2 separate regions of the Mus musculus genome follow, and region 1 is linked to region 2. A link is a loop called in an ENCODE intact Hi-C map of the cell type or tissue named here. Cell type or tissue: left cerebral cortex. All regions are shown on one strand. Links, peaks and the distances in the headings refer to the core of each region. The heading gives the core; the rest is flanking DNA.

The links. Hi-C counts contacts between places; a loop is a spot of excess contacts. Peaks named below come from ENCODE experiments on the same cell type or tissue, not always from the same donor. Only the 100,000 strongest peaks of a DNase experiment are listed, where the experiment ranks them.
Region 1: it touches region 2 in a loop (3-fold over the local background); 3 of 42 quality-filtered maps call a loop at or near these places.

The regions. Positions count from the first base shown.
Region 1 is chr11:46,658,921-46,674,474 of GRCm38, forward strand. Timd2 (T cell immunoglobulin and mucin domain containing 2) reads right to left here. Exons shown (of 9, transcript NM_001161355.1): 9 at 10,040-12,098. The coding sequence ends at 11,978. Among named protein-coding and RNA genes, the nearest start is that of Timd2, 32 kb to the right of the region's middle. In left cerebral cortex, for the core only: a CTCF peak has its summit at 7,368 (motif pointing left); DNase peaks (open chromatin) are centred at 7,379, 8,355 and 9,386.
Region 2 is chr11:46,434,577-46,450,130 of GRCm38, forward strand. It overlaps Med7 (mediator complex subunit 7), which reads left to right and starts at 2,385. Exons shown (of 3, transcript NM_025426.3): 1 at 2,385-2,615; 2 at 5,230-5,399; 3 at 5,987-8,145. The coding sequence starts at 6,004. The coding sequence ends at 6,705. In left cerebral cortex, for the core only: a CTCF peak has its summit at 8,753; a DNase peak (open chromatin) is centred at 8,704.

The sequences.
Region 1 (15,554 bases), core at 2,697-10,696, 220 kb after region 2:
GACGTTAACCTCAGGGGCCAGAGGACTTAGTTTACTTGTGCATTCCTCTGTTTTTCTCCCCCCACCCTTTTCTTTCGGGGCAAAGGCCATGCCCCTCACCCTGTTTTTTGTCTCCTCGTCTTTCAGAGGGGTTCCATCCTTATGAAATTTCGATTTATATTCATTTCTCCAATGTTTTCCCTTCTTACACCAAGGACATAGCCCCTGGAATTGTTTTTTTCTTACTTTTATACTTTGAAGTCTGCTCTTCTTTTTTACAGTCACAGTTCATATGACCTAATTGGCCACAAGAAAAGCACAAAACCTTTGGGGTTTTGCCTCCTTTTAAGTTCTGAACATAGGCGCTAGAATGTTGCCCTTGCATTGCTGCAGCATAGGCCATACCCTGGACCACTGCTGGCGAGGCATCTATACAAGCTTTGATGGAGTCTTGCACAGTCCCTGTTTTTTTTTTTTTTTTTTTTTTCTGATTGGTCTAATTAGTTCCTGGTAGAGACTATTGGCATTTTCCCATGGAAGTTGTTTTAATAACATGTCCGAGCCCACAGAGGGAGGAAGCATCTTGCCTAGTGCTTCTTCTAATCTAGCAATAAAGTCTTCTTTTTTTTTTTATTTATTTTTTTTTCCATTTTTTATTAGGTATTTCGCTCATTTACATTTGCAATGCTATACCAAAAGTCCCCCATAGCCACCCACCCCCTCTCCCCTACCCACCCACTCCCCTTTTATGGCCCTGGCGTTCCCCTGTACTGGGGCATATAAAGTTTGCGTGTCCAGTGGGCCTCTCTTTCCAGTGATGGCCAACTAGGCCATCTTTTGATACATATGCAGCTAGAGTCAAGAGCTCCGGGGTACTGGTTAGTTCATAATGTTGTTCCACCTATAGGGTTGCAGATCCCTTTAGCTTCTTTGGTACTTTCTCTAGCTCCTTCATTGGGGGCCATGTGATCCATCCAATAGCCGACTGTGAGCATCCACTTCTATGTTTGCTAGGCCCAGGCATACTCTGACAAGAGACAGCTATATCAGGGTCCTTTCAGCATAATCTTGCTAGTGTATGCAATAAAGTCTTCTAAAGACAGGCTTCTTTCCTCTGGGAACCATGGACTGACACTCAACACAAAGTCATAAAATGCTGCCAAACTCTTCTTTGAGGTTTTAACACCTCTGCTTTCTAACATATGACTCAATATTGCCAGGAACACGCCTCTGTTTTGGACTATGAGTGCTCCATGATTCTTTTTTTGTTTGTTTGTTTTGTTTTATTTATTTATTTTTATTTATTTATTTATTTATTTTTTGTTTTTTTGTTTTTTTCGAGACAGGGTTTCTCTGTATAGCTCTGGCTGTCCTGGAACTCACTTTGTAGACCAGGCTGGCCTCAAGCTCAGAAATCCGCCTGCCTCTGCCTCCCGAGTGCTGGGACTAAAGGCGTGCGCCACCACACCCGGCGCTCCATGACTCTTACCTTCTCATCATCTTAACTCGATGTGTCTCTATGGAGGAGTCTGCAGCACTCTGACGAGGTCCTATCCTTACCTGACAAAATATTTGGGGGAAAAAAAAAAGGAGAGATAAAGCTTACCTGCTTTGAGCCCCACGTTGAAGCACCAGCTGCCATGGACCATACCAGCTGGGTATGGGGCCCAGGTACCCGGGATGTGGGTTCTCCAGGCAGGTGGGTAAGGATTCAGCTGTGACATACAGAAACAAACACAGAAGCAGTTTGAATCTGACTGTATTTTGCAGCTCTCAAGCAAGGGTTTTTGTACATAGAGAAACAGGTGTTACAGCTCTGAAAAGTAGGATCTGTGTGACATCTAAGCATCTTGTGAGATTGGGAGGATATGGGGGGGGGGCTGGGCGGATTGTCTTGTCTCAGTGGTAAGTGACTTCATCAGCAATTTCTAGACCCAGCATGCTCATTTTAGTCAGTCCTGACAGGACCCACCACAAGGTGCTGAATCATAACTGAAAGCTAACTAGCTCCACTGACATATGAGAGATCCCATGAAGGCCCAACACAAAGCCTTGCACATTTGGATAGAGAGTGGACACCGTCTTCTCTTCCAGTCTAAGAGAAACAGGACAAATACCCCTTATGCAGAAATCCTTTGTACAAGGAGTTTCAGAGTTAGATGTTTCTGAAAACTTTAGAATGTTTCTATATAGCTAATATCTTATGCATGAGACTCAAGCCTAAATATGAATTGGTGTAGCATTCATATGCATACATGTTACATACATAGCTTAATGGAAATTTATTAACTCGATATTTCTGTGCATGAAAATTTCATGTTGATGAATTTTTCCAGGTGAATTATCAAGTGTGTGCTTAGAGTGCTGCAGAATGAGGTGTTTTGGATTGGGCAAGTTCAACCTGTGGCTCACAAATCAACAGCAGCAGAAGTGCTCTGAGTCCCACCATTACTTGTGGTCTTAGTGTGCACAGGAATCCAAGACTTGAATAACGGGAAAGCTTTGCCTGGAACGGAGCAGTGACACTCTGGCAGGTGCATGCAACGTGTCAGCTGACATTTCCTAATGAGCAGCTTCCTTCAATAACTCTGCTCACAGAGAAAATAAACCCTGAGAACTCTTCTCTGTCAGGGCTGCAATGTAATTTGGAATGTAGATCTTTTTTTTTTTTTCCCTCCTGGAAAGATGGAAAAACTCATGTGCATCTATCATTTGCAGCAGGAAATTAGGGAAAGTATAGGACATCTTCCTTTAAATTCTTGAATTATACTTATTTTTGTGTGTGTGTGTGTGTGTGTGTGTGTGTGTGTGTGTGTGTGTGTGAGAGAGAGAGAGAGAGAGAGAGAGAGAGAGAGAGAGACTGAGAGAGAGAGCAAGCGAGCAACGTTACAATGGCCTATGTGTAGAGTAAATAGTGTTGGCATCAGGACCTCCCAAACCTATGACATCACATAGGTGACAGTATGACCTGCAGACCTGTTGCCAAGACAACAGGCACCATATTTCCAGAATCCACTTGGCTCACCTCCCACCTTTACCTGTGTTAAGTCATTTTCCATATAAATAAGGGGAACACCCCTCCCTCTCTCTCTGTTTCCCCTTCTCTTTCTGCCACCACCATCCTCTCTCTTTCCATCTCTCTCTCCCAATAAACCTTTCACACGTTGAACTTTTTGGGCCCAGTGTGCTGTGTTCAGGTGAGAGATGCTATTTTAACACATCAGATAGGATAGCTTGTGAGAGTTAGTTCTCTTCTTCCATGTGGATTCCCCAGGATTGAACTGGCTTGGCAACAAGTGCTTTTACTAACTAGCCATATCACTGCCTACCTAGCTCCTGTTTTATAAAGGGCCGTTATCATAAATATTTTCAGGTCAGTACCCTAAAAGCAAGTGTTCAGTTGCAAGCACTTCAGTTAGTTTGAAACTTAGTGTGACCCAGCACTCCATGTCCTGTAAAAGAATCCAAAGGACCTATAGAAAAGAGGGAGAAATAGAGAAAGAGCACTCAATAGTTCCTTACAATATTGTTTTTAAGCTTGTCATTTCTTTCCCATTATTCCTTTTTAGCTCAACGTCAGTTTGAACCTGGGCCATGGTATATGGAAGACATGTGCTTTATCTTTGTGCTCCAGCCCCAGCCCTTCTTTGCATTGTTTCTTTTGTAGGAGCTCTATAGCTTAAGCAGAGCGTCCATTACAGCTACAGAACTTAGAACAGGTAACAGTTTGACCTTACCCCGTCCTATGCTGTAGGAGCAGTGAGTGTATCCGATGCCCATGAGAAACACATGGTAGAATTAGTCTCTCGATGAAGACTAATTCTATAGTCTCTTGACTATACATTCTCTACCCAGTAGCAGCAGAGAGAGTTCCTGTCTTGGTTACTTTTCTATTGCTCTGAAGTGACATGGTGATCATAGCAACTTACTGAACAAAGATTTTATTGGAGCTTATAGTTTCAGAGGGTGAATCAATGAGCAGCATGTTGGGGATCCTGGCAGCAGACATGCAGGCACGACTCCTGAACAGTAGCTGAATGCTTATATCTAATCCATAAGCAAGGGCAAGAAAAAGATATGGCATGGGTTTTTGAAATCTCAAAGCCAACCCCAGTGACACACCACTTCCAACAATGTCACACCTCCTAATACTTCCCAAACAGTTCCAGCAACTGGGGACTAAGCATTCATATATATAAGCCTATGGGAACCATTTATATTCAAATTTATATTACAATTATCATTGGTATGAAATTGGCAACAGTTTTAAAACATCATAAAGCACCAGACAGGGAGATTAGTGACCACTAATTTACATCACCTATCCCCGAGGGGCATAGTGGTTATGTTAGCTTCTACCCTCAAAGAAAACAAGTCCAGGGGAAGCAGGTCTCATCACCACTCCTCCCTCCCAACAAGTGCCATGTGATCAGGGCCAAGAGGCATATAAAGCAATGGGAGACATGACTGTCAACACACCCATTTTCTGGTATCAGCAGGCATCACAGCCAGTACAGAAGCAAGACAGAGATCGTTAGATAAGCTGCTAATTGGAACTTGCTTCACTTTATCTTTATTCCCTGCTGCCTTCAAGGCCAGGCAGAGAGCTGATCCACACCCATGCATAAAGACACAAGAGCATAGAGATTATCTCATACTCTTGCACAAAGACAGCAAGACGCTGAGATGATTTTACGTTCATGCATTAAGGAAGAGGGGCAAGGAGCTGATTCTTAGACTTACAAATAAAGGCAGGGGCAGGGAGGCGGTCCTTAACTCATGCCTGGAGTCACAGGAGCAGGGGACATTTCAAACACCTTTCTGTGAAGGCTGAGACAGCAAGGAGCTGATTCTGTACTCATGCATGAAGTCAGGGAGCAGGGGGCTCTTCCTACAACTTTGCATTTATATGCCACCCTTGGAAGTGACAAGTGAGACAAAAGGAAGTGTTAAGTGACAATGCAACTCAAAATGGTCATTTGGTTCATGGGAAAGCTAAATTTACTATCCTGAACATGGTGAGATGAGGCTCTGTGATAACAGCCTGGTAGCAATCTCCACCTGTGCTTTTTGTTTTGTTTTGTTTTCAAAATCAATTTTTTTATTAGATATTTTCTTCATTTACATTTCAAATGCTATCCTGAAAGTCCCCTATACCCTCCCACTGCCCAGCTCCCCAACCCACCCACTCCTGCTTCCTGGCTCTGGCATTCCCCTATACTGGGGCATATAACCTTCACAAGACCAAGGGCCTCTCCTCCCATTGATGGCTGACTCGGCCATCCTCTGCTACATATGCAGCTAGAGACACGAGCTCCGGGGGTACTGGTTAGTTTATATTATTGTTCCACCAATAGGGTTGCAGACCCCTTCAGCTCCTTGGGTACTTTCTCTAGCTCCTCCATTGGGGGGCCCTGTGTTCCATCCCATAGATGACTGGGAGCATCCACTTCTGTATTTGCCAGGCACTGGCATAGCCTCACAAGAGACAGCTATATCAGGGTCCTGTCAGCAAAATCTTTCTGGCATATGCAATAGTGTCTGGGTTTGGTGGTTGTTAATGGGATGGATTACCCCCGAGTGGGCAGTATGGATGGTCATTCCTTCTATCTCAGTTCCAAACTCCCACCTGTGCTTCTATACCCTATACAACCCAGAATCACATGAGGAAGTCACAATTGAGAGCATTGACTAGAACTGACTGGCCTTGGCCAGAAGTGTATCCATTGAGATATTTTTCCTTGTTACTTGACCCTGGCCACTGTGGACTGCATGATTTCCAGAACAGGGGGCCATATGAATGTGGAGGGAGCTGGCTGAGAGCAAAGTAGCAGGTAGCATGGGTCCATTCATTTCTTTTTTCATTTGACTGTGGATATGACATTATCAGCCACTTCTAAGTCCCTGCCTTGTCTCTCCTGCAATAATCGACCATAATATGGAATTCAAAAGCAGTGACAGTCAATCAACTGTCTGAGTTTCATAGAATCCATTAGCTAGAAGAAGTTCTGGAGTTTATGACTAAAAGATGCTAAGTTCACATCTGAACAGAAGGCTGCAGCTGCCTGTGAAAAATCCAGATGGAAAAAAAAAACAAAACAACAAGAAAATTCCAACCAGTAGTTCACACCTAGACCTGAATCTCTGCAGAGCTCTGGATCTAATAGATATGGGGTAGGGTCCCCAAAGAAGAAGGAGATTATGTCAAGAAAGGGATGGCAGTAAATGAAAAACTAGGAGATGACTACCAAAGATGAAGAAAGAGGACCCAACTACAGATTTGATGAACAAATGCACAGAAGTAGGAGGGCCAAGAGAAAGCAGAGGGAAGGGAAAAGAAGGGAAGGGGAGGGGGAGAACACAAAGTCCAATTTGTGTTGCCGCATAGTCATTGGAGATTGGAGCATGGTCAAACTCCCCTCAGTGGCCATCCCTAAAGAACCTAAAATCCTCCTGTACCCCCGGAAGCCATCAGTGCTTAGTACCTACACTTCAGCATCTCTGTTACAATGTTTAAGGCCTTTTTTCAGTAGCTTCACATCTGGCCTGTATCTTGTTGGGGGTGGGGAAGGTTGTCAGAAACATTCCCTGTCTCCCATTCTCAGTTACCAGTCTGCAGTCATCTATCCCACTGCAAAATTAGTTTCCCTGCACATAGCAGCAGAGGCAGCACAGATCAGGACTTTGTGGTTTCAGGAGGTGATGGACATCAACGCGGTGTAGCATGGATCTCGGAGGTCTTTCTAGGAGACTTAACCCAGAAATCAAGCATTCTTCGTCTCAGATGTCTTGTTGCTCAGAGTCAGGGTGATCCTGTGGTTTCCAGGGGCAGGACCTACACAAGCTCCAGGCTGCTACATACAATCTTGTTCTTCATGGCCACTGTCCAACTGATATCTCAGGCTAAAACGTGTTTGTGGCACATAGGCAGCTCCTGGATGGAAGGTTTCCCCTCCCCAGCAGGGTGAGCAGCTTGAGGGGCAGCAGCAACAGCAGTGGCTGCATGCTGCTGGCAGGGTCAGTGGGTAGAGCAGTGGCCACAGATATTGCTAGGGGAAAGATGGCACAGTGGTGGCCTGAGCCTCCTGGCATCCCAGGAGCCCACTCTGCTCTGCAGGGACATACTCCTTTGTCCCCCTGCCACACTTCCAGACCTGTCACCACCACTGAATCTCTAGTTCTGCTTCTCTTTGCTGTGAACACCATTGCTTTCAGCCATCTTCTCTCCCAATTTCCCAAACTCCCATCTCCTCAGAATGAATTTTCTATATTGAAAAGCTGGAGTCTATGTTAGAGAGCCACTCAGTATGGTTATCACGCATAACCTCTGAGTTCCAAATTCCCAGGCTTTACAACAATGAGCAATGATATCTCCAGATTTGGCTCCACCTACTGGCTCAGGCACAGAGGTACAACCTCCAGTCTTACTGATAGTTGTTGAGGTCTGTCCTGACTCTGAAGGCAAGGCTAGACTCTCTCCCTCTGTGTGCTCAGTCTGAACCCAGCCTCCTGCTGTCTGTTCCACCTAGTGCCTGGTCTGCATCCTTCCCAAAGCTGTATCTCTGGGCCTTTCCTCAGTGAAGACTGAAAGACTATACTGAGGCCTTGTTTCAAAATGGCTTCTGTGTGAGGCCTTTGAGTTACAAGTAGGAAAATGGGATTCTTCCCTCCTGATGACTCATCAGCCAGAGGATTCAGCTCAATCAAACCCACAGCTGGGTTCAGGGCTTGTGAGGGCTGTGGGCCTGTCCTGTGGTAGGACTGCCCATCTCTGCTCCTGCTCACCTTTGGAAACTGTTTCTTCCCCCTCTGCTTCCTGGGAAACTGCAGGGATGAGACCCAGGCTTCTGCTCACTTCTCTGCATCAAGTGCCCCTCTCTTCCCCCTTTCAGGGACCCTTTCATTCCCTGCTGCATCTCTGAAGCTCTGTATTCCTTCCTTGAGAAGCAGCCTGTATTTTCTTATTCTAATCAACTTCTTTCCAGGCTCACAGAGAGGCAGTCTCTAATCTCCCTTCTCACCTGGAAGTCCCTACACTCTGGATACCTAAATCAGTTGAAAACTCATCTGATATATGCACAATGTCTCTGCACATGAATATTCACACCAGATAGTTTAGTTTCCAGAGTTGGAAACTTCCAAACTGTCTCCTATAGCAATGAATCAATAAGGTTTAGTATACTCCAACTAAATGACTCCAATGAAATAAATGGTACTTATCTATAAATTCTGGAGCTGTGCTGGCCATGGTCATGCACACATTATCTCTGCACTCAAGGTACTGAGGCAGAAGGACCTCAAATAAGAGGCTCATCTACTGTACAGGAATAATCTATCTCAAAAAAGTAAAACCCCAGCTGTTGAGATGACTCAGCTGTTAGGGCCATTGCTATTCTTACAGAAGACACTAGTTCTATTCCCAGTACTCATGTGAGGTGATTCATAGCTGTCTGTATTTCTGGTTCCAGGGAATTGAACACTAATTTTTGGTCTCCCTGGGCAGGCACACATACATATAAGTAAAATTTTTAAAAAAATCAAACAAAAGCCGGGCATGATGGCACACGCCTTTAATCCCAGCATTCGGGAGGCAGAGGCAGGTAGATTTCTGAGTTCAAGGCCAGCCTGGTCTACAAAGTGAGTTCCAGGAAAGCCAGGGCTACACAGAGAAACCCTGTCTCAAAAAACCAAAAAAGAAAAATAAATAAATAAATAAATAAATAAATAAATAAAATAAAAAAATCAAACAAGAACCACAAAGAAACAAATTATAGTTGAGATTTAGGAAAGGGAGGGATAACTGGATGACACAAGTACCCTCAGAGTCAGGACATATGTCATCAATTATCAATGAGACTAGAGTTTGGTGCCTCTGAGGCTATGCCAATGGGTGAAACAGATTCTGGAGGGATCTATTGTTCATTGTAAAGCCTGGGAATGTGGCACTTTGGGAGCTATTTTCTGGTCTGTCACACTATTATCTATGAAGCAATATTAGTGAGTATATGTCATAATACATTTGTCAAATGTATTATCTCAGGATGCACAGAAGCAAGAGAAAGAGACTATGAACTTCAGTTCAGTGGCCAATTGTGCCAGGATTGGTTCATCAGTGCCACAGTGATGGGGATTGCTGATGCTGGCAAGGCCTCTCCCTCTTCCCCTCCTCCCCCTCTCCCAGCCCCCCTTCTCTCTCTCTCTTGCTCTATCTCATTCTCTGTTTCAGTCAGCACGTGTGTATGCTTGTGTAGGTTGGGGAAGGTGGTTTTGTGAAAAAGAAATCTCTGTACCTCCCACTTAGTTTTGCTATGAGCATAAAACTATTCTTAAAAAACAAAATATGCTAAAATTATGACTGAATTGTCATCGAAGTATTTTTAGGCTCCTGCATGTGCAAAACTAGTAAAGACAGGCATCCCATATCTGTGTTATACAGTGCAGAATAGGGGTCACCTTCCAGCATCTCTCCACAGCACAGTGGGGATTTTGTCTTTTACTTTTTTTTTTTTTTTGATGAATCTTTGAGTTCTTTGAAGGCCCAGGGACAGAGTCAGCTAGCAGCTGTGCACCAGCTTCCTGGGGAGCCTCACAGATGCATGGGAGCACTCAGACTTCCTGTTCCCAACACTACCTCCCTGGAGGCCAGACCTGGGCCAGACCTGCTCTCACTGACCTCACGCCCTGACCACGACTTGGTTGTACACCTGCCCTCGCCCATTGTTGGTATTGTGCTATTCCAATTTGTGCATTTTATGTTCTTCCAGAGGATTTATTCAGACATCAAGAAGGCATTCTCTCCTCTGTCCTCTGAGTCTCCTTAGGCCAGTGGGTTTTAGTCTGAGCCACCACATAAATCATCCAGAGAAGTTGAACACTTAGGACACCAGAGACTGCAATTAGTGGGCTCATGGACAGTTTTCAGCTCTCCAGATGACTCAGCTGAAGGGCCAAAGTGACAAACTATAGGACTTGATGAGACCTTGATATTTTCCCAACTTCAACACTCCCCTCCAGCTAATCACAAAGATAAATTAAGAAGAATGAATAAGACACATGTGAAAAAGTTTAACTTCTAATATTGTGCTTGGAAGCATTTATGAACCTCAAAAGACCACCAAGGAGCCAAATAACAATACGATCCCCTTAGGGTCTCTTTATTTTACACTGGAGTTTGGCCTTACTGCTAAGCATAGGACGGTTTGGTGAAGCAACTCTGAACCCTCATTTGGAAAGAGTTTTACAGTAGAATAGGAGCAAGTGAGGGGTGTCTAGTCTGACGAGCATCTAACAGAATGAGTACTGTCAGCTCTCAGGTGCATGCTCTGAAGCAAGACCATGGCAATCACAAATGGTCGGAAAGTACATCTGAAACAGTCAGACTAATCTTTGATTGACTGTTGCTAGGAAGTAGCTAGGGAGTAACTCTGGGTTATGGGCCAAGGACATGGGGTCCTTCCTGGCACTTGGGTGTAGCATGAGTTCAGCTGTAGGTCATTTTCCTAGGCTTTTTTTCTTTAAGATGGAGGCTGGTCTTAAGATGCAATAGGTTTAGCTTCTTAAAACCTCTTTTAAAATCAAGCTGTAGACTATAACTCCTGTACTTTCACCATCCATAGTATTTCTAGGGAAGCTACAAATCAGGGCTGTCATGGCTAAAAACATTCTTTGATGTATAATCGCTGCATATTTAAGAAAAATAAAACAATGTACTTTAAGCATAATTATTTTTACAGCAGATGAAGGAGGCTCCATTGGCAAACCCAGACAGAATGCAACTTTCCACTCACTATCTGACTTTTCAAAAACAAAAACAAACAAACAAGCAAATATTAAAAACCAATCCAAACCAAACCAAACCAAACCAAAACCTACTCACCAATCAACCACCCAACCAATCAACCAAACAGCCAAACAAACCCGAAGCAGACACACATTCATTTCCTAGAACTCCATAGTACAGCACTGGGAGTCTGTACTAAGATCCAGCACCCTGCTCTCCTTGGCTATGGGTTGAATGTCTCTGATCCGGTGTCAAGAATCATGCAGACTGATATAGACATTAACAAACTCTAGCCAATCTGCTCTTTTCAACAACCAAACTGCAACAACTTTTGTTAGTTCTTAGCAAAACCAAATATTTTATTGATTGTGACAAATTGCTTCATTATGAAAAGTAGATAGTCCCAAATACTGTCACACCTGCCATAAGGCTTCTCTCAGCAGAGAGCCTGTGCCCTTCTCTCTTGCCTTTCCTTCCCCTTTCATTTCTTCACTATCTCCTCCTAGCACCTAATTCAGAGCTCAGTGGGTAAGTTTAGGAACAGTAAGCACCAAGACAGAAGTGGAGTAGAAATAGCACCAATGAACTGAATCCCTTGATCCATTATTTTCTTCCCCTGATGTGTGCCTGGTCCATAGTCACCATGATAACCTCTCCTAATAATGAACACCCACCCTTATCCTAAGACCAACGGCATAATAAATGATCTTATTTCCAGAAGTATGAGAAATTTGCCACCTCTAAAAGCGACATTAGATTTCCTTAAAACCTCCATGCTCTCATTATTGAAGCCCTTTGGGCAAGATGGGGGAAGTGACATTTCAAAGTATGATAAAATAGATAAAACATGATTATGAAATTCTTCTGAATTCAGAACTTCCCTCCCACCCACACATTTTTTTAAACTTTTAAATATTATTTCTCTCTTAATGGTTTAAATAACCAAGACTATTTCTGTATTATCAGTAATTGTGTTGACTCAGAAAAAAAATCAACCCTCTGAAATGTTCACATTTGAGAAAATCGCTGCAGTGAATGGAGACACTGAGGCGGTGCTGATACAAGAATTAGGATGATGTTAAACTTGAGTTGAGTGTACACAGTAGAGGGTTACCCTCTCCACTACAGCTGGAAGAACCAACACAGAAAATTGCTCTGGACGCTGTGATATCACTGACAGTCTCTTTAATCTCAGGCAGAAGGTGCCTCAGAGGGCCACTAGGACTCTTCTTCGGGGTAAGGAGTGTCTTCAATAATGTAGACCTGGTCTTCACATCTGGTCCGTTCGACCACTTTTTTGGGGGAAGCTCCAATCTTAGAGATAGGGAAGGCAACGAAGCTGCAGAGAGAGAGAGAAAAAGAGAGATGTTGAAAGAATAAGAGGCCATCTTTAGAGTCTGAGTGGAACATTTGTGATACATACTCAGGACTCCAGAAGCTCCATGCACAAAAACTGCAACAGTGAATAGTTCCACACAGGCCCTCAGTATTAAGTCATAGAAATGTGATTATCATCAGACTAAGAATTATTTTTTGTTTTTAAAGAGCAGCTCATATTCAAATCTTCTACATTACTTACGTAATAGAAGGAAAGTTGTATGAAGACATAACTAGCATCAAAGCAGGTACCCAATTAGGATGTGCATTTGAAACTGGATTTAAAATGAAAAGTCCTGTATTTACTTTGGATTGCGATGCTTTAGAGAGGGTTAGGAGGGCCCGGTGACCTGAGTGATAACCCTGGAACCGTGGGAGGGTACAAGGAAAGAACCAACTCCACAATGTTGTTCTCCAACCCCCACAGGTGCCATTACACATCGCCTCCGCCCTCAGCCAAGGCACTATGCATACAATTAGTGTGAAGTTCTATTTTAAAGCAAAGGTTTTGAAACCTGCATAGAATCTACATCCTCTTAACATTAAGAGTAGAATAGAGGGAAAATGGTGGGACTTCTGGGTCCCAAGAGAAAGGTCAGGGGTGCAGGAAAAAAAATGTTGATATAAATCTATATAATGATAACAAAATTTGAAATTAATACTGTTACTCTAAGATAGGAATTATACCTTTGCAACTCATCTAAGAGTGTGAGGCTTGAACCTAGTCGTTCTAGTAGGTGCTAGCACAACACAGCGCCTTTTCTTTCTTTTCTGGTTTTTCGAGACAGGGTTTCTCTGTGTAGCCCTGGCAGTCCTGGAACTCACTCTGTAGACCAGGCCGGCCTCAAACTCAGAAATCCGCCTGCCTCTGCCTCACGAGTGCTGGGATCAAAGGCGTGTGCCACCACGCCAAGCCAGCTACATAGTGCCTTTTCACAGGGGCTGGTGTGTGTTACATAATCTCAAAGTCCACTTGTATGACACATATTCACATACGTTGCATGCACAAAAACATCAGACACTGAACTGAAGAAAATCAATTTGGGAAGAGGACTGCTGGCCCATTGCAGCTACAGGAGGTGGTTCTCGTGGAGGTCATTCACTACCCCTGTTAGTCAGGGTACTCGCAGTGGACTGATATTTGAGCTTCATAGAACTCATGGAAAAAGCAAATCAGATTTTAAAAGGGACTAACTTTAATTGTCAATGATGTGTGACATAATGGAGCTTTGTGATTTGTACACAGTGGCCTTCTCTACTACTGATATGTAGACCCAAAATGAAGGTGTCTAGTTGGCCACATAAGGAACACCTGTGGTGAGAATAAGGAAAAGAGCAATCCAGCTTCACTCTACCTGGGACTGTCACATATGTAGGGAGACAGTGCAAGGTCAAGACACTCAAGAGTCAGTGTGATACAACTGAGGAAGCCCCTGAATGTGTTAGGTAGTGCTTAGTTTGGCTTCCTGAGTTTCTTGCTTGCTTATCTATCTATCTATCTATCTATCTATCTATCTATCTATCTATCTATCTATCTATCTTTATTTATTTATTATTTATTTATTATTCATCCATCCATTCATTCATTCACTTGGTTTGGTCAGGATCTCTCTAGGTTGCCCCAGCTATCTTGTAACTCCCTATATAGAACAGGTAGGCCTCAAACTCACAGAGATCCACCTGTCTCAACCAACTGAGTGTTGGACTTATAGGTGTAAGTAAGCCACCCCACCTGGCTTCATTTATGTTTCTAGAAGTCTTAGCTAGCCTAAAGCATATAGTCCTCCATGCCTTTAATTCCAGTAGCCTGAATGCAAAGGCAGACAGATCTCTCTGTGTTTGAGACCAGCCTGGTCTAGAGCTAGTTTGAGGACAACCAAGAAACTACACAAAGAAATGTCATTTATGTAGGGAGAGGTGTCGATTCCCTAACTGGTTCACGACTGCATCAATAAAGAAGGCAGAAGCCAATTGCTGTCGAAGGGGAAAAGGTGGGACTTATGGTTCCCAGGAGGAAGGAAAGGGATGCAGGAGAAAATACAAATTTTGAAATTAATATTGTTACTCTTAGATAGGCATTATACCTTTGCAACTCATCTAAGAATATGAGTCTTGAACCCAGTCCTACTAATAGGTGCTATTACAAAATGGTATGATGATTAAGTAATGAGTTAAGGGTCAGATAACAAAACAAGGTTCTGAGCTAATTAAAAAAGGATGTTTTTGAGATGTTTTAATTAGAAATAGTTGAGATTGGTTAAGGTTTAACAGTGCAGAACATCTTATATAAAGTCTTCAAGGCCACAAAATACAATAGCTAAGGCCACTTCATTATTAAAAATCATTTGACTATGAGACACATCTGCTTCTGACAGTACCTGCTCCACTGTTCAAAGAAGATATTGAGCGTCATTACCTCGAGTTGGAGTTGCTTATTGTGACAAGGCAGCCACTGGGCAGAAATTACACATGTCATCTACAGACAATATTGTCCCGAGAAGGACAGTTTTTTACATTTACTTAATTGTTATGATTTTGTTCAACTTATATCTGGGAGAAGAGTTTTTTGTTTTTGTTTTCAGAAAAGGTGAGATGTAGGGGGAGGTGTTGATTCCCTAATTGGTTCTGGATTGTGTCAATAAGGGAGGCAGAAGCCAATTGCTGGGTAAAAGGAAAAGGGTGGGACTTCCATTTTCCAGGAGGAAGAAAAGGGATGCAGGAGAAAAGGTTTTTGGACCAGGTTAAAACCTGGAGCAAGGAAGAAGCTGCAGACATGTAGGTCTTGGGGCCCCTAGAATTTGTAGCTTCCGCCATGAGTGGGGGGGCCAAGGAAGATGGAGGGAGTTAGTTGATTAAATTAGGACAGGAAATTCTTTGCCCAGCCTTTGAGTTATCTGGCTAGTTTTAAAATAATAAAACTAGTGTTTTCCATCTGAGGCACTAGGGTGGGCAGAAGGAGAGAGCAGGCAGCCAGAGCAGTTAGCCAGTGGGGTGTGAACAATAGCTCCCAGAATTCTCAGGAAAGGCTGGTGGTTTGGTGAAGCTAAGCCATGAGGGGTGGGAATCAATCACAGCTCCGAGGGAAAAAAAATTGGCCATCAGTGGAGCTGAGACTGGGGCGGCTGATCTTGGAGCCCAGCCAGGAGCACCAAAAAAGCTCCCGTGAAGGCAGAAGGGTGTTACATGCAACACGTTTAGAAAAAAAACAAAAAACAAAAAACAAAAACAAAAGCAAAAACCCAAAAATTAAAACAACAACTTTTACAATCAGTCCTCATGCCTTGGCTTATCAAGTTTTGAGATAATTGGTATGTGCAACCTAACCCAACTTCTCTTTTTTTCTATGTTGTGTTTTCTCCAATATTTTCTATTAAATTAAGTGACTAAAGAAATAAACTTTGGGGCTGAAGAGGTGAGT
Region 2 (15,554 bases), core at 4,152-12,151:
ACTGCCTTGGAGAATTTTGAACAGAGTCAAATCTTCTATGTCATAACAGTGTGGGAAGAAGATTAAGGGGGGACAAAAGTGAAGCAAAGAAACCATTTGGGAGGCTTTGCAGAAATTGAGGTAAGAATGAATGACAACAGAGTAGTGGGTGTGGTAGCAAATTTCTTATATCTGAAACGCTGTAAAATAAATCCAATGCAAGAGGTTGGTATAGTGGATTCAGTGGAGTACTGGAAGAAGGGGACACCTTTTGCAAACAGATGTAATGCATTTGGATAAAGCTGAAGTTCAGAGTAGAGTCTGAAGTACAGAGGTGAGGGGGTTCCAGGATCTGAATGAATGGTATTACCTGTGTCATATGGATGGCTTCTGACTGAGAAGTAGCTTCATAGCTCTAAGTCCTGGGGTGATCTATACCAAATATGCCAAGTACTGAGCCAGATTGGGTACAATGAGAACTGCAAGTCTCTGGTGCAGAACACAGTGGAGTCAGGGGAACACTTGATTCAGGCATGTTAAAAATGGATGGAGTTGTTTAAAAAGAACATTGATGGGGGAAACAATGCAAAGATTACAAACCAATTAAAAGACATTGGTAGTTAGAAAGGGGCAGCTCTTAATTGGAACCAGAGACCATCTGAATCCAAATATTGATATGGAAGTTGATTTTAAAAGCTACCCCTCCAAATTCTCACAGCCTAAGCTGACTTTAAACTATGTAGCCGGAATGACCTTGAGTTTCTGAATTTCAGATCCTTCTGTTTTTACCCTCCATGCACTGAGGTTACATTTGGGTCTTTAACATTCAGATCTTGCAAGTACAGTCAATAATAGACAAAACAAAGTATTCATTAAACTGTATTTTTAACCAGTCCCTAACATGACATGGCTATCCCTTATGTAGTACTGGGGTTGTCTTATATGTATTATTCTAGGCAAGCTCTCCACCCATGAACTTATCTTTGGGTGATGGCTAATCTTTAGAAGCAGAAAGACTGAGTGGCATTTTCTTGTGGCTGCCCAGATAAAAGGACATGAAGAAAGGAAACTGCTCTTTGGTTGCTTGCTCTAACACTCACTGGCAACTTCATCTGTACCACTGCTGTGCCATTCCTTTGCCAGTATTAGAACCAAACTTCTTTGGGATTCCAACATGGACTGAAGACCTGTGGCTCTCCAGGAATCTTCCAGGTCTCCAATGCCAGGTGGGGGTCTGTTGAGACATCCAGCCTCTTAGACTGAGCAACTACAGGATTCTCAGCCTTTCAGGGCTGAGACAGCCATTGCTGGACTACTTGAACTGCATCTTGTAAGTCACTCGGATAAGTCATATATACATATATATCCATGTGCATACACACATTCATTCTATCAGTGTAATAACCCCTAGTACACTTTCAGTAAGATAATAAATCTGTGGGTATAGGAAAAAACGAAGAGCCCTTACCTTTTAGAGGTTCATACCAGACTAGAGACAAAATGATGGGGCTCATATAACTATGGAAGTTGGTAGTGAGTAGACTCTTCTTTTGTTTTTATGCCTGCAATGCTCCACATATTTAAAGGAAGAAACTGAGACATTCTTGTTTGTGAAGCAGAGCTGTTTATCTTACTTTTAGTTTGCAACACTGCATCTTACGACTCCCATATCATCTGTTAACAACTCTTCTCTCTCTCCTCCCTCCCCCTCCTCCTCTCCCTCAGGGAAAGGCCAAAATGGAAATATTTCTTGCTAGTCCTGATGGCTCATTTCTATACCTCTGGCTTTCCAGAGGCTGGGAAGAGACATCTGAAGCCAGCCTGGGCTACACAGTGAAATTACCCACTCCCTCCATTTTAAAAAATTATATTAAGTTTTTTTCACTTGTCAATTTGTGGAAGGATTGTTATAGACATCTTTGAATTCCTAAATGAAAATAAAAGTGAATGGAAGGGGGAAAATGAAGGTTTAGGATGTTATTCTTAATCATGTTCACAAATATCTCCATATATATGAATATATCATAGAGTACAATCTTGCTTTTAAAAAACATTTTTGATGATTACATTAGTATAATTTTTAAATATATTGCTTATCTGTATTTTCTGACTTTTACATAAGGCAAGTATTTAATTTTAAAAGTCTCGTATAAAAGTGGGGGCTGCAAGGAATGGAATTACTAGAGAGTACTTTCTTCTACTAACAAAAAGTACGAAGAAGTATTCTCCTGACCTGACCAAGAAACCAGACAGCGGATCTTTCCCGAGAGAAGCAGGAGATGCGAAAGTGCGCATGTGCAACATCTTTAGGGCGGGAGTAGGACCTGCTATAGGACAGCCTTGGTAGCCAATGAGAGGCCCGCGTCAGAGGCTTCTTCCTGAGAAGGCAACCGGAACTTGTGCTTCCGCTGCGCTGAGGAAAAGTCACTACCGGAAAAGCAAGAAAGAGCTGAGGTGAGCGGGCGGCGGCGGTTGGCGACCGCAGCCTAAGTCTGTCTCTCCGCCCCCGCGGTTGCGTCTCTCCCGGCGTGGAGCGCCGAAGTCCGGCGCGGGACAGCCTGGGACGCCCGGGCTAGCCTTCCTCCCGGTTCCTCCGCGAAGCCTCCCCGGGGCCTGAGGCAGGCGGCCGGCCGAAGGTACACCGAGTACCGCTCTCTCCGGACGACAAGCCAGACGGGAGGTTGGGAGGTCCGAGTTCTCGTCCCCACGCCACGGGCTTTTATAATGTCGTGGTCTTAGCCTGCCCTGTCGCCATTGGTAAAGTGACAGTAGCCGCCTGGGAGCGCGGGGGCTGGGGGAGGGGAGCGAGAGCCTGGGTCGGAGCCGGATTCATCCTGTACCAGACTTTCCGCGGGGACCCAGTCACGGGGACAAAGTGAGCCAAGTGTCTGAGCTTGCGGACCCCCCCCCTCCCAAAAAAAAAAGCACCCACGAGACACTGGATCTTGTTAGTGTTAGCGAGTCACGACCTCCAGCGGCTTTGAAAAGTTCAGTTTGAACCGGTAATGGGCGGTTTCTGTAAGGTGGCCCGCTCTAACGCGGGATGCCCAAGTTACGGGGGTTTGCACTTGCGCCCGAAAAAACTAATGCGGATTCCCGTTGTACAATTCACCCCCTTCTGCACGTTGGGAATTGGCTTCTTGTCTCTATAGTCAAATTGGGAGTAGTCGTACCGTCCTGATGATTGGAGTGAGGATGCGGATCTGTCACTTACTAAAAACCTTCGGGAAACTGCGGGTTTAGTGTGGGTGTGGCTAAGGGAAGCGCAGATCCCCAACTTCAAAAGCCTTCGGGGGATGAAATTTAGGCCAGGTGTTGACTTGAAGTGGCTACAAGTAGACTTTCGTGTTCTAGGTATATACACCCTGAATTAGCTCTAACAGTTAGACAATCTGAAGAATTTGGAGTTGCTTCCCTCAGATTTAAGGTATTGGCAGTGTACATCAGTGTGAGAAAGCACTCAAGAATCTTCTCATTGTATAATGTACTTAAATTGGAAAAAGCAAAGGTTATTTTGACCATATATGTTGGGATTTAGGTTTTAAATTTATGTAGAAAAGATGTAAAAATTGCTAATGTGTTAAGAAAACTGTACTATACTAACTCTACTATACTGTAAGATGTGGCTTCCTTCAGAAACCTTGGAAAATATTTGAAATATGAAATTTAACAACGGTGTTTTGTTATAGTTGTTTGTTTGTTTGTTTTTTTGAGACAGAATTTCTCTGCGTAGCCTTGGCTGTCCTGGAACTCACTCTGTAGACCAGGCTGGCCTCGAACTCAGAAATTCACCTGCCTCTGCCTCCCAAGTGCTGGGATTAAAGGCGTGCGCCACCACTGCCCAGCAACAATGGTGATTTTTGTCAAGATGTAAAGAGAGTTTTAAGTGTTTGGGTTTGGAGACCACTGTACAGTAAAAAGGAAAGTGAACGACATGAGATTAATAGATACCATATGTAGTTTGATTATGGGAAAGAATAATAAATAAGGCATATGACATTTGCATATAAATGTTCTTTTCCAGAGTAGGTTCCAACATATGCCTACCAAAAGGAGTCAGACATGAAAAAATAGTATATCATGTACCATATAAAAGCACCCTAAATACAGACCCTTTTTCCTTAGTTCTCAGAATATGTTTGTTCTTTGAGAATTTTATACACACACACACAAACACACATGTGTTTTGATCATACCCGCTTCCACACTCCTCTAATACCTCACAGACCACTACCATATCTTACTCCCACTTTTATATATTTTAAAAATATTTACTTAGTTTTTAAAGATGGATCTTTAGCACCGGCTGGCCCAGCCTCACTGTGTAGTCCAAACTGGCCTTGAACTTAGAGCTATCGAGCTTCTCAGTCACAGGGACTACAGCATGACCCATCATGACTACAGCGGGAACCATCATGCCCAGTTTAGGTCTTTTTAAAAAAATGTTTAAAAATAACAGTAAATAAAGTCCTCTGCCAAACCTGTGGTGGACTCTGCTGCTTGTTTTTCCACTTTGTATGCTTTACATTTGTCAGATTACCTAGAATATGTGAGTCCTTAGTGCTAGCATCCTTTTCTAAACAAGCAGAGCAGATCTTACTTCACCATCACGTGAAGTCTGGCAGGCAGCAAGAGTGCTCTTTAACAGGTGAGAAAGACTTGAAGAGATCAAAAAAATAGTAGGGTTTCTAAGTGATACTGTTTTGTGTTCTCAGAATTTCCTTCATAGACAAAGTTTGCATATCTCGACTTGGGTGTATAGTTAGAGATATTAGGGCAACAAGGCTCTCACTTCTGTTATCTTCACTGCAATAAACATAACAATTCAGCATTTTTAAGTCTGATTCAGTTAAACAAACTATCTGATAAAAACCTGCAGTCGTGGGTGAATACAGTTAAGAGTCAGGACACAGCAGGCCGTAGGACCAGAGCAGTATTGTGAAGAAGTCATGGTACCTGGGAGTCAGTGACTAAGTAGTTTAAACGGTGATTCTGCAGTAAAAATGACCTTGCCATTGTCCACTGTGAGTTACAGAACCTGTCTTTACACTTGAATGTTAGAATCATAATTGTGGTGCTATCACAAAGTAGACAAAGGGCAAACCTTTTGGAAGGCAGAGTCTTTGGTGTGCAACTTTCTGTACCTTCCTTGCTCTATCCCATTAGCCTAACAAGGAAGTTTTTTTGTTTTTTGTTCTCCCCCCCACCGTCAGATCTTCATAAAGCTTTGCTTTATTTTCTCTTTGCCAGGATCATCTGTCCCTATCGGGTGAGTTAGCACACCTGTTGTCTTGGGTGGTCAACACGTTCTCAATTTTCAAGGTGTATTTCCTATCAGGAAACTTGAAGATAATATGGTCTGAACCCACAGTGAACTTCTGAACATCGTAGTTGTGTTGATCAGGCTGCTCTGGTCTTAGGTTGGTACTTTTTTCTCTCATCAGTGAAGTTTCATGACACAGTAACAAATGTCACAAGACCCTCTCCCTCCCTCACACCCTGCCCTGCTCTTCTCCCCCCCCCCCCCCCAGTATACTTTGCCCGGTCTGTTTTTGAGAAATTGACAAGTCTTCCGTGCTCTGGAAGGATTGTTTTGTTTTTGTCATTACTGGTATTGTGGGTGCCTGTCTTCCACTGAAATGTGGCCTATATCTGAAGATTTTTCCCGCAAGCCCCAGTAGATAGAGAGCTAATGTGGGCTGTCCCAGCTTCCATTTCCCTCAGACATTCTCTATAGAGGAAAAAGATGTAGCTTTTGTTTTATTAACTACTGTTGAAAACCCTGAGGAAATAAAGGAAAATACATGGATGTTAACATAATATTTAATTAGAACATAATTGATAGCTATTCACTGCTGTAAATGTTAATTTTAAAATCTAAGATCATCTTGTCTTGGACTGTGTACTGTCAGAAAAAGGAAGAACATATTCTGAAGTCACTAATTGGGGGCAGCAGGAGGAAGGTGGTGTTCATGATTCTGTTCTGAATCGTGCTCTGTTTCTTTAGGTTCTTGATTGTCTACAATGGGTGAACCACAGCAAGTGAGTGCACTTCCACCGCCTCCAATGCAGTACATCAAGGAATATACAGATGAAAATATTCAGGAAGGCTTGGCTCCCAAGCCTCCTCCTCCAATTAAAGACAGCTACATGATGTTTGGCAACCAGTTCCAATGTGATGATCTTATCATTCGCCCTTTAGAAAGTCAGGGCATTGAACGGCTTCATCCTATGCAATTTGATCATAAGAAAGAGCTGAGAAAACTCAATATGTCTATACTGATTAATTTCTTAGACCTTTTAGACATCTTAATAAGAAGTCCTGGGAGTATAAAACGAGAAGAAAAGCTAGAAGATCTTAAGCTACTTTTTGTACATGTACATCATCTTATAAATGAATATCGACCCCACCAAGCAAGAGAGACTTTGAGAGTCATGATGGAGGTCCAGAAACGCCAGCGCCTTGAAACAGCTGAGAGGTTTCAGAAACATCTGGAACGAGTCATTGAAATGATTCAGAATTGCTTGGCTTCTTTGCCCGATGATTTGCCCCATTCAGAAGCAGGGATGAGAGTTAAAGCTGAGCCGATGGATACTGATGATAACAGCAATTGTCCTGGACAGAATGAACAACAAAGAGAAAGTTCAGGTCACAGAAGGGACCAGATTATAGAAAAAGATGCTGCCTTATGTGTGCTAATTGATGAAATGAATGAAAGGCCATGAAGAATATTCCTTTTTTTCCTTTTAGTAAGTAGCATCATATATTAGTTTATTTCCTCTCAGACAGTCTTAAGAGGTATAACTAAAGATACTAAGAGACTTTTTTTCAATTGAAATGCTGTAGGTGGTAATTTAACACTAAACATAGGCCAGCAAGTATATTTGAGTAATTGCCATAAAAAAGCTGAATGTTTGCTATTGTTTGAGATAGTCCTATTTTTTGGAGTTGGAATAAAAACTTGAAGTAATAACGAATTGTCATTCTTGGAAAAAAAGTTATTTGCTTCGAGACTAATAAAGGGCATCAAGTGTACATGTGAAATTATAAAATGTTTAGATTTATTCCAAAATAATATAGAAAGTTTATTTTTCTGATTACTGTTCCAGCAAACTCAGTATCACAGCTTTTCTCCTCCTTATTCTCCATAGAATATTTGTTAGGGACTCTTTTTTTGCCCCAGTCAGGTAATGATGTGGTTATGATCCAATTCTATGAGAAATGTACATACTTCACCTTCACAGATGGATACAGGCTTCCCCCAAAAGATAACTCTATTGAGTAGCTATTCAGTCTCAACATAGCTTCTTTTCTGGTTTGTGTTTGCTAAGACTATCCTAGTCTCTTAGCCATCATACCACCCTCAGAAGAGTCTTGCTTCCAAAGTAATCTAATCAGAACACCTTGTCCAGTTTATATCCTTTTCAAACACATGTATATGTTGGTAGCACAGTTCTAATCACAAAGCTACCCACAACTCAATCCGTCTTTAGTCATTACAGATGAGGAAGTAGAGGTTCAGAGAAGTTGACTTAACCAACTAATAAGTGGCAGAATCAAGTTAGAAAGTAGGTATTCAGTTTCATAGCCAAAGTACTGAACTTCATTCTCTATCCTCTAGTCTGTCATACTGGAAATCATAACTAGAGCTACTCCAGTTTTCTAATCTTGAAATCCACCCTAGTAAATACCTCATGACACTAGACTCAAGAGGATACATTTGTTGATTGGAAGAATGACTTCTCTTTAAACATACTCAGGAGGCAGGGTTTGTTGGTTAAGACTTCCATATCTTAAGATGGTGCTTGTAATTCTACCTAAAAACCCTTCTTAGTAGGTAATGTTCCTAACTAAGACTCATAAGAATTAAAACTTCACATTTATGGTTTGGTTGGGCAAGAGTCTATGTGGGATAAGAAATCGGCAAAGATTTTTCTTGTTTTGCCCCCTTCTCCCTTTTTTGGTTCCTTGTCATCTTCATCTGGTGGTAAACTTACTGTACAGCCATTTAATAGGCATTGAAAGGTATACAATTTCTCTTTCATAATACTCATCTATGGCTTGACAGCAGTCATAGACAATAGGTAAATGAAAGCACTGCTCTAATCCAACTCTCATATATGAACAATTGGAATAAAATATGGACGCTGAAAATTGAAACTCAATTATCCAGGAATTTTGTGAGATATTTTGAGTTTTTGGGCCACCTAAATGTAAATTTCTACACTCTTGGGAGTTGAAAATCAGATCACGGAGTAGATTTGGCTGATGGCCTACATGGTTTAAATCCTGAAACATCACTGAGATACTAATGGAGGGGCAGTAGGTAAGGGTGCTAGCTTAGAATTCATGGTTGAAGGAAAGAATGGACTCTTGAGAGTTACAGTGAATACACTACAGAAATAAAAACAGCAAAATCTCCGTAGAATTGTTTTAAGGATTGAAAGAGATAACAGCTAATATTCTTACCACTTGTTAAAAGTTTTACTTATTTTTGGCATTTGTAGCCCTGGCTGGCATGAAACTATATAGACCAATCTGGCCTCAATCCAAATCCTGCTACCTTAGCTGCAGTGTTGGAGTTCTAGGCAGGTGTCACCACACTCAGCTTCTGGTTTTACTTTTCATTTGGAAGTAACTGGGAACAATTATGGGGCTCCGTGTGATGTTTCTATGCAAGTATACTCCACTGAGTTTTAACTTTAGCAAACCATTGACATTGAGCATTACAATTTTAAAAACTGGCTTCATATTGTAATGTGATGCTGCTGTCAATAAGTGGCAGTCTTGCTTAAGTGTGTGGTAATATAGCCAGTTGCACAGAGGACTGAAATGAAACCCAGAGGCACTGCTTATGAACTGCTCACTCCACCTCTTTCAGAACTGAATTAGGCTTCACTTACCTGGTTGGTACCTGTTGAATCAGGGATGGCTGTTAAAACACACCCATAATGCAACTGGAAATGGTGCCTAACACCTGGAGTCTCAGCATTCTGAAGCATGTAATCGGGGAGCTCTCAAGGCTAAAGTGGGCTACCTTGAAAGACATTAAAAAGCAAAGGACAACACAACAGAAACTACCTTCAACAAATAAAGCAACCTTGAGTCTTAGAATTTGGGCTCTACTATTAGCTGGGTAGCTTTGATTTGGTTTATTAGTATCCATGGATGCTCATTTTCTTTAACCCAGGCAGTTACAGTAGTCACCCCAGAGTAATTCTGTCAGTGAAAGACAACACCCACCCTAACTCCTTCTGAAACCCATTCAGCCCCAAACAGTATATTCAGGTTCCAGGCTAACTAGTCATATGCTCAGAAATATCTGATCTGAGTTGTTTTGTGGGTGCCCCAGAGGCTAGGTGGTGCTTGAGCTTGGGGCCTTAAGGCATTACTCCTTTTGGGAATAGGGGACAAAAGAAAAGGTAGAGGCAGTAAGTAACAAAACATGGACAACCTTCTAATGCCTTTGAAGATTTGGGGAAAGTGGGCAGATTCTTAGGAAATTATCAGCACTGATAAGAAACTCCAAGGATATTGCAATCGGGGACCTGGAGGTGGGGACAACATTTGGGATGTAAATAAGTAAAATAATAAAAACAAAAAAGAAAACAACGAGAAGTGGAAGTGGAGCTCTCACTAAGAACGTTTGAAGTTCAGATAGCTTCTGTGGCAAGTAAGCCTGATAAACGGTGCCCACCCCACACAGGCTTGTGCACATACGCAAAGAGTAAAAAGTAATCTTTTGCAACTCTGTCAATGAATAGACAAGCAAAACATTTCCTAAGTCTTATAAAGTTAGTATAAGCAAAATATTAAACTGAAACCAGTAATAATTTTTTAAAAAAGGTTTTTTATGGCCAATTTGCACTTACTTCAAGAATGTGGAATAGTAAAATAATATGCTACATAATGGGTTTAGGAATAAAAATCACTTTCTCAATAGGTGTAAAATTTGTGAGAATTAGGATCCATTCATAAAAAAGAAAAACAACTCTTTAGCAAGAATAGAAGGGAATTTCCTTAAAATAAACAGCAGCTCTTAAAAAAAAAAAATCAACCAAGGATGCCTGCTATCAAAGCTTCAAGTATGTACTAGATTCACTAACCAGCAAAGCACAAAAAATAAAATATTGAAAAGGAAGAAACTAAGAGATCACCGCTGAACAGAAAATAACCCTCAGCATAAATAATTTCATATAATCTAAAGATAATGGATTAGTAAACAGCTACGAGTTGTTGCACCAACCAAAATAAAAAAAATGTAAACTTGATACTATGTAAAATAGCTTCAATAATATAGAAGGCCTAGAAAAAAAAATCTAGAAACAATTGAATATTATACAGAATACATTTTATTAACACAATATTTTTAAAAGCCTAAAAAGAAATAGAAACAAAATGTGTTTGTAGATTGTAAAGAGGCCAAATTTATCCTGAATTCATTTGTAGCTCCAATGCAAGTTATTAGTTTTCTACCATATTCTAAAACTTGATAAACTGGTTCTACAGTTCATAGGTTTTGTTAAAAGGACCCAGAGAGCCATACTGCCCTTGAAAGAGAATAAAGGAAAGGATTTCCGCTGCATGATTATCAGTATTTATCATGCTACTGTAACTAAAGCAAAATGTTGCAGAAAATAGGCAGAAAAATAGGCAGATAGACAATAGGAACACTACTGAAAGCCAGGAAATGGATGTATATAATTTTGAAACATCAGAGATGACATTACAAAGGGAAAATGCTGGAATTTTCAGTAGGTGGAGTTAAAATAAAGCCTGCAAAACTCAGCTCCAGGCGAATTAAAGACTTCACCACAAAATAGCTATCACTTTTTACTGAAGCAAAACTTGTTTGTGCTTTTATTAAAAGAAGTGGAATCAGCCGGGCGCGGTGGCGCACACCTTTAATCCCAGCACTCAGGAGGCAGAGGCAGGCGGATTTCTGAGTTCGAGGCCAGCCTGGTTTACAAAGTGAGTGCCAGGACAGCCAGGACTACACAGAGAAACCCTGTCTCAAAACATCAAAGGAAAAAAAAAAAAGTGGAATCACAGCTAGGAGGGAAGACTCACCATGTGGAGGAGCTTCCAACTAAGCCCGACTACCTGAAGTCAATATTTGGGACCCAAGTACGGAAGGAGAACTTACTCCTAGAAATTGTCCTCAGACTTTCACATGGAGGCTGGGGCCTGTCAGCCCAGCTGGACCAAGAAGCCAGCTGGCTTTAGGATATTCAGTCCACCGTCTTTGCTCCTCTTATCAGCCAAATTTTTATATAGGCAAATACCTTTTAAACCTCTAAATAAGAGATGAAATGCTAAAATAAAATACAAAATTACTATTCATAAAAAAGATTGGTTTATTCCATTACGATAAAATTACATTGTGTTCAGGAGCTGGAGAGATGTCTCAGCAGGTAGCAACACTTGTTGCTTTTCTAAAGAGACCTGGTTCAGTTCCCAATATGGTGGCTGGCAACTCTCAATTCCAGGGGGTCTGATACAGTAAAACAGTGAAATGCTATAGTGTGGGGGAAAATATTTGCAACAGATGAAATCAGTAGAGGACTAACATCCAAAATATATAAATTATTTGTATTAATATGAAACACAAACTCGGCAGACTGCGTATAGGACTTGAACAAGTATTTCCCCGAAATTTAAAATCAAATGCTGTATAAACAACAGTTTCTTGTAGTAACTAGGAATATATAGGTTAAAACCACATGCCATGTTTCCACATCCTTACCAGTTTGAGAAAAAACATAAAAAACCAAAACCACAAACAGAAAAACCAATCCTGGCAATACCATGCCTCAAAACGATTTTTTTTTTCTTGAGACAGGGTATTGCTTTGTAACCCATCATGTCCTCAAATTGTGTTCTTTCCTTAGTCTCCCTGTTTGAACCACAGGTGGGCACTATGCCATCCAGCAAAATAATAGTCTATATGCTGTCGGTGAGACTCTTGGAAACTCTCCGGTCATTATTTAACAAGATTTCAGATATTTATGCCATCTGATCCATTAACTCTACTTTTGGAAAGACATTTCAAAGACTCATGAATAGCAGCATTTATGCATGAGAATGTCCAGAGCGGTGTTATATGTAGCTGAAATGAAAAAGAAACATCTAAATAGGACAACTCTTTTCAGAAGTCCACACCCTTGTTCAGGGATGTGCCTTCATTTTCTTCCTGAACACCTTTCTTATCTTAAACCCAGTACTTCAAACCTATTAAACTCTTAAACTACCAACAATGCTTAAAAAAAAACAAAAAACAAGCAAACAAACAAAAAAACAGAATGGCTCCCATTGGCCTAGCCTAGGTCCTGGTGCCAACAGACCCACGCTGCTCTTAACCAGAGAAACATCTTACAGTGCGCAGCAGTCAAAAGGAGAGCTGTGTAACCAGGTTTACTGGGTACTGGGGATAAAACCCAAGACTTCTTCATCCACGCTTTGCATGCACTTTATCAACCTAGCTATATCTGTAATCCAACATCTATACTTACTTGAAAAGACAGGGTGGTGATTTTCATTGTTGGTGCAATGGCTTTAGCTCAGTTTGACTGTACAGCCCATCGCTCATTCCATTCACAGGAAGCAGAGAGAAGGGAATGCTGGTGTTCACCGTGTGCTCTTCTTTTTGTTCAGTATGGGATCCCAGCCCATGGAGTGGTTCTTGTCTACATATAGGTTGAGTCTTTCTGCCTGCATTTTGTTTAGATATTTAGTTTGCTTTCATTTCTTAGTTTTGAGATGACAAGGGTATGCAGATGACTCTCGGCATTCTGACATCATTTCCTTTTAGTGTATAGCTAATAGTGAAAAGGCTGGATCATACAGTAGTTGTTGGGGAACCTCAATACTTTTTGTTCTGTATACTAATTTACTTTCCCACCAAGAGTTTGCAAAGGTCTCCTTTCTGCTTTTGCAAGCACTCACTTAGCAGTTATAAAATAGCTAAAGTAGATGCTATCTTTTTGTGATTTTGATTTGCATTATGCCCATTAATGTCACTGAATATTTTTCTTTCATTTATCTGTTGGTCTTTTATATATTTTCTCCTGAGAAGTGTCTTTTTCTTAAGATTTATTTATTTTATATATGTGAGTACCCTGCAGCTGTCTTCAGACACCCCAGAAGAGGGCGTCAGATTCCATTACAGATGGTTGTGAGCCCCATGTCTCCTTCCCCTCGCCCCTGTTTGAGGCAGGATCTCACTCAGTACTTCATGCTGGTTTAGGATTCACAGTGTAGTTCAAGGTAGCCTTGAACCCGTGGCAGTCTTTCTACTTCAACTTCCTGAGTGCTGAGATCGTAGGCATGAACCAGCACTCCCAGTTGATTTTCATCCAGTGGAATCCATGTGTCTGTGTGGCAAAGGATGAGAATACACTACAGGAGATGAAGATTTTCAGTACCTAGTGCTAAAAGTGAAAGCTGAAAGCTGAACCATTTGTCATCTCTAGAGATGCAGCCATCGGGTAGTTGTGTTGTAATACCAAATAGAAAGCAAGCTGTGGAGCATTAAAATAAATAAATAAATAAATAAATAAATAAATAAATAAATAAATAAATAAAAACCAAATCCACCTGAAGCTCACCAAACCTCCAGAGCTGAACACCACTTTCAGGAAGTATAACGGAAACAGGAACTAAAGTAAAAGATACCACAAGAACGCAGACAAACCAGAATGTAGAGCCGTTCACAGAGAACGGTTTTATAGAACCAGCAGGTGCCCAGGAAAGGAAGCAAAGACTGCCATTTATTAAGAGACGTCGGGGTACAACAGCCAGCTGCATGTCTGAGTCTGGATCAAAACAAATCAATTAAAAATTACTTTTGAGATAGAAGAACGTGATTGTGGTCTAGTACATGAATTAAACAGGAGCATCAATAGCTTTGTTTTGCGTAGTAGTGGTTTCATGATTATACAGCATGATTCCCTTTTCTGAAGTAGAGGCATACTGAAGTCTGCGAGAGTGGCTAACATATCTATGACTCTTTTGAAATTACTTTAGCAAATAAAAGACAAAAGATGGAATAAAAACTATATGTGGTTTGGTTATTTTTGTCTAAATGGGAGAAGGGGGGAGGTGGCTCAGTGGCTCAAAGTATCTTCTGTGTAAGCTTGACAATTGGAGTCGAATCCCTGGGACCCACAGGCGAAGGAGATCATCAGCTCCTGGAAGTATCTTCTCACCTCTGTACATTCATGTGTTCCTGGCCCGCCCCCATCTCTGTGTGACTCTCCCTCCTTCCTATCCTCTCTCCCTTTCTCTCTTTCTTTCTGTGTGTCTCTTGTATCTCTCTATTTTTCTGTCTCTTTCTTCCCTTCATGCACTTAATGATGAAATTATAAAATGAAAAGGGGTAAGATTATATTTTACCTTTTTTTTTTTTTTTGTCTGTTTGTTCCCAGAGACTTAAGGGAAGTAGGAGTCTAAAATATTGCTAGGCACGGAGGGGTGGAAACACGGTTCCTAATATAAGATTTTTGTTCTTGTTTTTTGTTTTGTTTTGTTTTTACAGCAATGCACTAAGGCTGCTTTTAATGGTGGCACATTAGAGTGTACACGGTTTCACTAGCTTGAGCTCATAGAAAGATGCCGGTTGACTCGAGCAAATAGCCTCAAAATAGAAATATACCCAGAGCCAGACCACAGGCTGTGGAGACCGCACAGCACACGATAAAGATGGCCTCTTGTATTCTGTAGGGTGAATGACTGTTGACTGACACTGATCAGAGCATGGGATGAACCTTTGTCTTCAGATGGTCTCCCCTGTGCCTTTAGTTGGGTGGGAGATGGGGAGAAACGTGCTTCCTCGAGCACGGTTTTATTAATACATGTTTTGTTTCAGTAGGACACCACACATTAAGCCTGCCGGAGCCCTCCTGGGTATTTCTGGATTGTGTTGTGTACATGTGTGCTTGACAGCTTCTCTTCTCATAGCCCTGTTTGCCTTACTGTTCCAATTCCAGCCAAGTATCCTTTCCCACATCCCTTGCCAACAAACTCAGTAATCCTGAGTCCCCTCAGCAAACATCCGCTTTTAAAATCTAGAAAACAGTTCTGAAAGGAAAAGAAGCCTACGTTGTGAACTCTGGGCTTCAGGACAATAGTTCTCACGTCACAGGGCTGGCCCTTCCATGCTGTGGCCCTCAGAGGCGGCCATGGAAGGCACTGCGTGTTCACTCTCTTCCTGGCATGGGCCTCCTTCAGACTGTCGCTGTATCACACAGTAACCTGCTCTGGTCCAGGCGGCCCTCTCAGACCCTTCTTACTAGAGCCACCCCGCTCCTCAGCGCTGTCACCTGTGCTGTGTGGCCTCTGAGTGGGGTGCAGTGAAGGGGCAGGCAGGAGGCTATTGCTGCACGCTTAAGGCACTTCCTCTTCATCTACATGGCATTATTCAAGCTTGCCTGGCTCTCTACTAGTATGACCAAGTAGCATAGGAACAATGCCCAGGCTCTCTAAATAAATACTAGCGCATTGTTTTTCCTAGAGGTGCCTCTGCTCGCGTTTCTACACCACACCAATCTTTCCAGTTCCATGACAGAATGTGGGC